Linked DNA regions of Homo sapiens: region 2 is linked to region 1. Evidence: chromatin contacts called from ENCODE Hi-C data. All regions are on one chromosome and are shown on one strand. Each heading gives the region's core, a stretch centred on a gene start or an enhancer-like site at or near the end of the contact. The rest is flanking DNA. Distances are from core to core; before and after follow the strand shown. Region 1 holds the start of LAMTOR1 (late endosomal/lysosomal adaptor, MAPK and MTOR activator 1). Region 2 holds the start of PGM2L1 (phosphoglucomutase 2 like 1).

Region 1 (2,700 bases), core at 2-2,501:
ACTATTGGATGTTCCATGACTACAGGGACTTTGGCTGTTTTGTGAACTGCTGCATATCCAGATATAACAATGTGTGGCACATAGTAGACGCTCAGCAAATATTTGTTGATTCAATAAATGCATGAATTAACACTGGATGAGGATTAAGCATAGGGAGCTGGGCATGTCCAGAGAATGGAGTCAGAGAAGGTAATCAGGAGGACATTGTACTGAGTCTCGAAGACAGTAAAGACAGTAGGCAGACCAGGCTGCATGTACAAAGTCCAGTAGATCAATCAGGAAACTACATTATTTCTCTATGTCCAGTGAAACACATTGCTGACCCCTCCACCCCTCACCCCAGAACATGCAGTGGGAGAGGTGTCAGGCTCTTGTTATGTCAGACGGGTAATGTGCCAAAACAAGATTTGAGGGTGGCACATTTGATACATGCTGGTGAACACCCAATCACACGCTCATGAACAACAAATGGATCACTATACAATCTTGGACGGACTTGGACCTGTGTTCAGGGCCCAAGGGAAGACATGGAGCGGGGGTTAGGAAAAGAGAACTGATGGTCAGCTTTGTGCGTTCGATTACAATGGGTGCTGTTAAAAAAGGCAGAATTAAAGATAAAAGCCTGAAAGCAGAGAGGTCAGTGAGGTGGCTTCTATCTCCTCTACCAGGATTTATCTCCGCTGCGCGTCAGCATGTGAAGGTAGTATAAGGTCCCTTCTTCCTGTAAGTCGCAGATCCCCAGCCCAGGTGGAGAATACACCCTCTGTGTATTCACCCCCAGCCCAGCTGGGCGATACACCCTCTGTGTTCCCCGACTAGGTACTGGTCATCTGGATCATCTGTGTGTGTGCACCCAGACCGTACGATCTGGAGCATCAGGCCTGGATCCCAGTCGCCCCTCGCATGGCATTTAGAAGAGTATATCACAAGGGCATACGAGGGCATTTGGTACGAGTTCGCTCAATGGCCCAGAAAAGTGGCCTAGTGGCCACGAGAACGCATAACACAATTCACGATGGCCACTACTGCCAGTTTAGAGACTGGAAAGATGAAGTCATGTGATCCGCCCCGCCCTTTCCCCGCATCACGTGCTTGCGTGTACGGTTACGCCTTCCCATTGGTTGACAACGATCACGCGCTAGCGGGCGGGACCGGAAGCCGGGGTATTGACTGAGGCGGCCAAGCGGCTCCGGGACAGGGGGTACGGGGGGTGGGGGCGGGTGGTTGCCTGCGGGAGGCCGCCGCGGGTCATGTGACCGGAAGGGCTCCTCACGGACGCCGTCCCTCCTCGGCGCGGCCTGAGCGCCCGGCCCGACCCCGGCCATGGGGTGCTGCTACAGCAGCGAGAACGAGGACTCGGACCAGGTGCGGCCGCGGCAGGCGGGGCTCGGGAATGAGGGCTAAGACACTGGGGCATGGGGCCCAGAAAGAAACCTGCGGAGGACGGGCAGCCGGACTGCAGGGCTCACTGAATACGGAGGCCTGGAGGGGACAGATTACAGAGGAGACGCCAAGCCGGGCTCCTACCCCTGTTAAAGCCCCAGATTTCTACACAGTCCCCGCCTCGGGGTGTGCAGGCAGCCGCCTGTCCGGCTCGCTCCCACCACTTCCGTTTGCTCCTACCTTCAAAACTTTTCAGATTCAAGGATCCTCAGTCTAGGTCCCCGGGAAACACTCCCTTCCCCAGCTTCCTGTGTCTTCTGTGTATTAGTGGGCTTTGCGAATCCATTTTAGGGGTGGGTAAGCTGAGGCCCTGAGTTAGTCTGTCCTGAGATGAATCAGGAATTCGTGTATCGTCTTAGTCCCTGGGGTTGCAGAAGGAAGGTCGCTGCTAGTCTAGGGCCAGGGGACGACTCTGGAAGTTGGTGGCCTTTGAATTGGCCAATGAAGGATTTAATCGATACAGTGAGGACATCGGGACATGTGGGAAATTGTCTGGGAAGCAACAAAGAGGATTTAGCTTTGGCTAGATTGTGGGAAAAGAGAAATGGAGCGGGAAGTTCATTTGGTTCTGAGTTTGGCTTGCCTCAGTGCAGTCTGCCTGGGGCCTGAGGGTTCCTTTAGCTGGAGACATGCCTATTCTGAGAATTTGGCTGTAGATCTGATACCTTTGGAGAAAGGGTTAGGCTGGGGAGACCTGTACAGTTTTAAATTCTCCCTCTTCCTCTTAGTGCATTCTCACTTCTCCCCACACTCTAATCCCTGCCCTGCCTGGCCTGACATTCAAGGATGAAGTCTCAAGTTGCTGTCTACTCTCCTTTTTTGATCGTCTCTAAGCCCGGATTCTACATTTGAACATATAGTAGACCTGAGAGAGTAGAAAGGTTTCAGGTAGCTCACGGTCTAATGGGGAAGATGGTCACAAAAATAGATTATATCACTGGTACTTGGGAAGTAGTTCGTTCTTCAGTGAACGTATTTTGGATTAAGGGCTTAAGCCTAGGAAAATGTCGTTTGTATGGGAAGCAAGGGTGGCTTCTGGTTCTCAATTCTCCATACACCCAATGAACACATATTTCCTTTGCCCTGTGTTAGGCATGTGTTGTGCCTAATACCTCTCACTTCACTTCCACCTTTTTGAGAAAGAGACAACAATAACCCTGCCTACTGGGAGAGCTGTAGCCTAGTGGGAAATTGTCCCTTAAAGCATAATATGGACTCTTGCAGGGAATGAGTCAAGAAGGATTAATGCCGTATGAG
Region 2 (2,740 bases), core at 120-2,619, 2.3 Mb before region 1:
TGAACTTAATATGTCTTTTATCTGTGAACCTCAAAGCAGCCTAATGCCATTTATTAAGTTACTGTACAGCCATGATGTAAATATTATCATACCTTCCTTACAAAAAAGCTGACTAGGGAAAGAGTTGTAATGTACTTGCCCAAAATCATAGCCATTCTAAGAAGGCCAAACCAAGAAACGGAGGAGTAGCTAGGTGGCTGACAGGTCAGCACTTCTCAGCATTTCCCAGACCTCAACTTAGGTGAGCTTTCCATAGGAGAGACGGCTAAGAAGTAACGGAAGACTATTTCAATTTGGGTGAACCAATTTCCTTTTCCTCCGTATTCCCATTACCATTGCTCTTGGTATCTTGTGATGCTTATACATTCTTATATTTAGGTTAAATGCCGACCATCTTCCCTCAACAACTTCCTTATCTATTTTCCAGTAATCTTGTTCTCCCTACCTCCTAGTTTACTATAGCAGCAGAGATATTAGATTGGTACAAAAGTCATTGCCGTTTTTGCCATTACTTTTAATGCCATTATTTTTAATGGCAAAAACAGCAATTACTTTTGCACCGACCTAATAAAATAACTGCCAGCTGAGGGGATCTGAAATGAGATTGGAACCCTAGTTTGACCGCTCACGAACTCGGCCTCTTAGGAGAGGTGTCTCAGGGAGTCAGTTTCTTCTTTGTGTGTGAAACGGAAAAGGACTACGCCCCTGTACCTTACTGAGGGATTGAGGCGATAGAACGCGATTCGTAAACTGCACAGCACTAAACGGATACCACTTTGTCCCCTTACTATGTCATTCCTTGTTTAATTTAATGCCAGGGCCACACAGCGCAGCATAACTAATAGGGATAGGGCGTGTCTGTAGGGAACTACCTCGAGGTAGATCTTTTTCTTTTGAGGAAAGGGGGAACGCGGAGCTGCTGGGAGTCGTAGTCTCGGCGGCGGTCTCCGCTGAGCTCAGACAAAGGAAAGAACTACAACTCCCGTGAGGCAGTGCGCGGACAGCTCGCACTGCCCCTCCTCCCCCAACCGGCGCGTGCCCCCAAGAGAAACTGGGGGCCTGCGCGCGCGCTGGGGACCTGCAGGGCAAGCGCAAAGGCAGCTTGCTAGTGGTAGCCGTGAGAGCAGATCGAGGAAAGGAGACCCTTGGCAAATTAAAAAATAAAAAGAACCGTGCACTATTGCCTCACCACCCGGACGGGCTGTAAACCCCCACTACTTCGGAGGCGTGGGGAGCGCGCTCCCGGGCTCCAGTCTAGAACTTCGGGGACTTAAATCAGCAAGGGCGGGAAGGGGCGGGGCCTAAGGCGCGGGGCGGGGCCGTAGGCGGGGCGGGCGGCGGCGGCGGCGGCGGAGCCAGGACCCAGACATCTGGGACTGTTGTTCTCTCGCGGCGCGACCGCCTCAGTCACTTCGCCCAGAGACCCGGACCTGGTCCGCTGGGGAGCAGGCGGCCATAAACCCCCTCTCTCCCGGTTCCCTGACGCCGCGGCAGGAGCTGTTACGAACACCCTGCGGTTGGTCTCCGATGCCCTTCAGTGAGGTGGGGACGCCTGGACCCTGGTGAGCGAACCCCAAGCCACCCCCCACCCCAACTCAGTGTCTTCGCCGGCCCCCGGCCCGTACGCCTGTCTGGTCGCCATGGCTGAAAACACAGAGGGGGATCTGAACTCCAACCTGCTCCACGCCCCCTACCACACCGGGGACCCTCAGCTGGACACGGCCATCGGGCAGTGGCTCCGCTGGGATAAGGTGGGTACCTGGTCAGCCCGGCAAACGCCGTCGCCTCCCCCACACAGTCTGCTCTTTCCTGTGCCCACCCAGCGCCCCGCGGGCTGCAGAGGAGATGGCTCGGGACACCGAGCGGGGGGCAGCGGAGCAGGGCGTTGCCACCCACCTATGCGTGGGGTTGCTCCTTCGGACTGCCAGAGCCGGGCGGCAACATCTGCATCGCTTCCTTCTGCAGTGCTCTCAATTGTAACCTCCCTTCCTCTTCTTTACCCTCTTTCCTTTCAAGTGCTGTCTTCCCTCTTTCTTCAAAAAAAAAAAAAAAAAAATCATCATCATTGTAAGTTATACCCTAAACAACGATTTCCTTTCCCTTTTTCTCCCTTGACTTCCTTCTCCACATACCTGAAAGTGGTTTCTGGCACCCTTACTGGGCGTTTCTAACCGCTATCCGCTTTAGTTCTGGTCTGGTGTGTTTCCTCCTTCTGTCGCTAGGTAGTTGCTGGCCTTTTATCACTCCCTGGTATTGTCTAGTATCACCTTTTGCTGTTGGGAAAGGCAAGGCGCTTACCTCTTCTTTCTCCTGCTGGCAGCTATTTTCTGGAATTAATCTGTTCAAGGAATCGTGTTTTCCAGGTTTCATGTGGTACTCTTAATACAGGATTGTTTTTGCCTTAACCATTACTTCTCTACCAACACCTCCCCACCCACCCTCCGCCCCCACCTCCAAGTTGTGGTGGTAATTAAACCTCGTGCGGGCATTTGGGATGAATTTGTGACAATCAGAATTAAAATGCAGCTATCTTACTTGTAAAAGAGGTCCCTGGTAGCTCCAACAGAGGAAGATAATCCAAGCTTTTGCTTTGTCAAGTGCGTAAAATACCTTTGTTGAAGTAGAGAAGGCAGCACATTTAAAATGGAATTAATGACACTGAATTAAGGAATTTGTATGGTAGTATGTGACATTATGTTGTACAAATGAATTTCCTTAAGGCTTCACTTTCTGAAAGTTT

What was found. Hi-C counts contacts between places; a loop is a spot of excess contacts on that map. Pooled maps may share reads with other maps.
Region 2: a pooled map shows a loop between it and region 1 (7-fold over the local background). The contact joins the promoter of PGM2L1 here to the promoter of LAMTOR1 in region 1. A Hi-C loop is called at or near these places in 2 of 168 maps with a recorded cell type or tissue (CD8-positive, alpha-beta T cell and naive thymus-derived CD4-positive, alpha-beta T cell) and 8 of 50 pooled maps.

Annotation. Positions count from the first base shown.
Region 1 is chr11:72,101,848-72,104,547 of GRCh38, reverse strand. LAMTOR1 (late endosomal/lysosomal adaptor, MAPK and MTOR activator 1) reads left to right here and starts at 1,251. Exons shown (of 5, transcript NM_017907.3): 1 at 1,251-1,365. The coding sequence starts at 1,324. The region is part of intron 5 of LRTOMT (leucine rich transmembrane and O-methyltransferase domain containing); the gene reads right to left. It also overlaps the pseudogene LOC124902837. RefSeq lists enhancers at 165-685, 1,466-1,545 and a silencer at 1,096-1,365.
Region 2 is chr11:74,397,062-74,399,801 of GRCh38, reverse strand. It overlaps PGM2L1 (phosphoglucomutase 2 like 1), which reads left to right and starts at 1,369. Exons shown (of 14, transcript NM_173582.6): 1 at 1,369-1,751. The coding sequence starts at 1,641. It overlaps MIR548AL (microRNA 548al), which reads right to left and starts at 565; the gene lies at 469-565. RefSeq lists enhancers at 385-1,005, 905-1,274, 1,006-1,627, 2,719-2,740.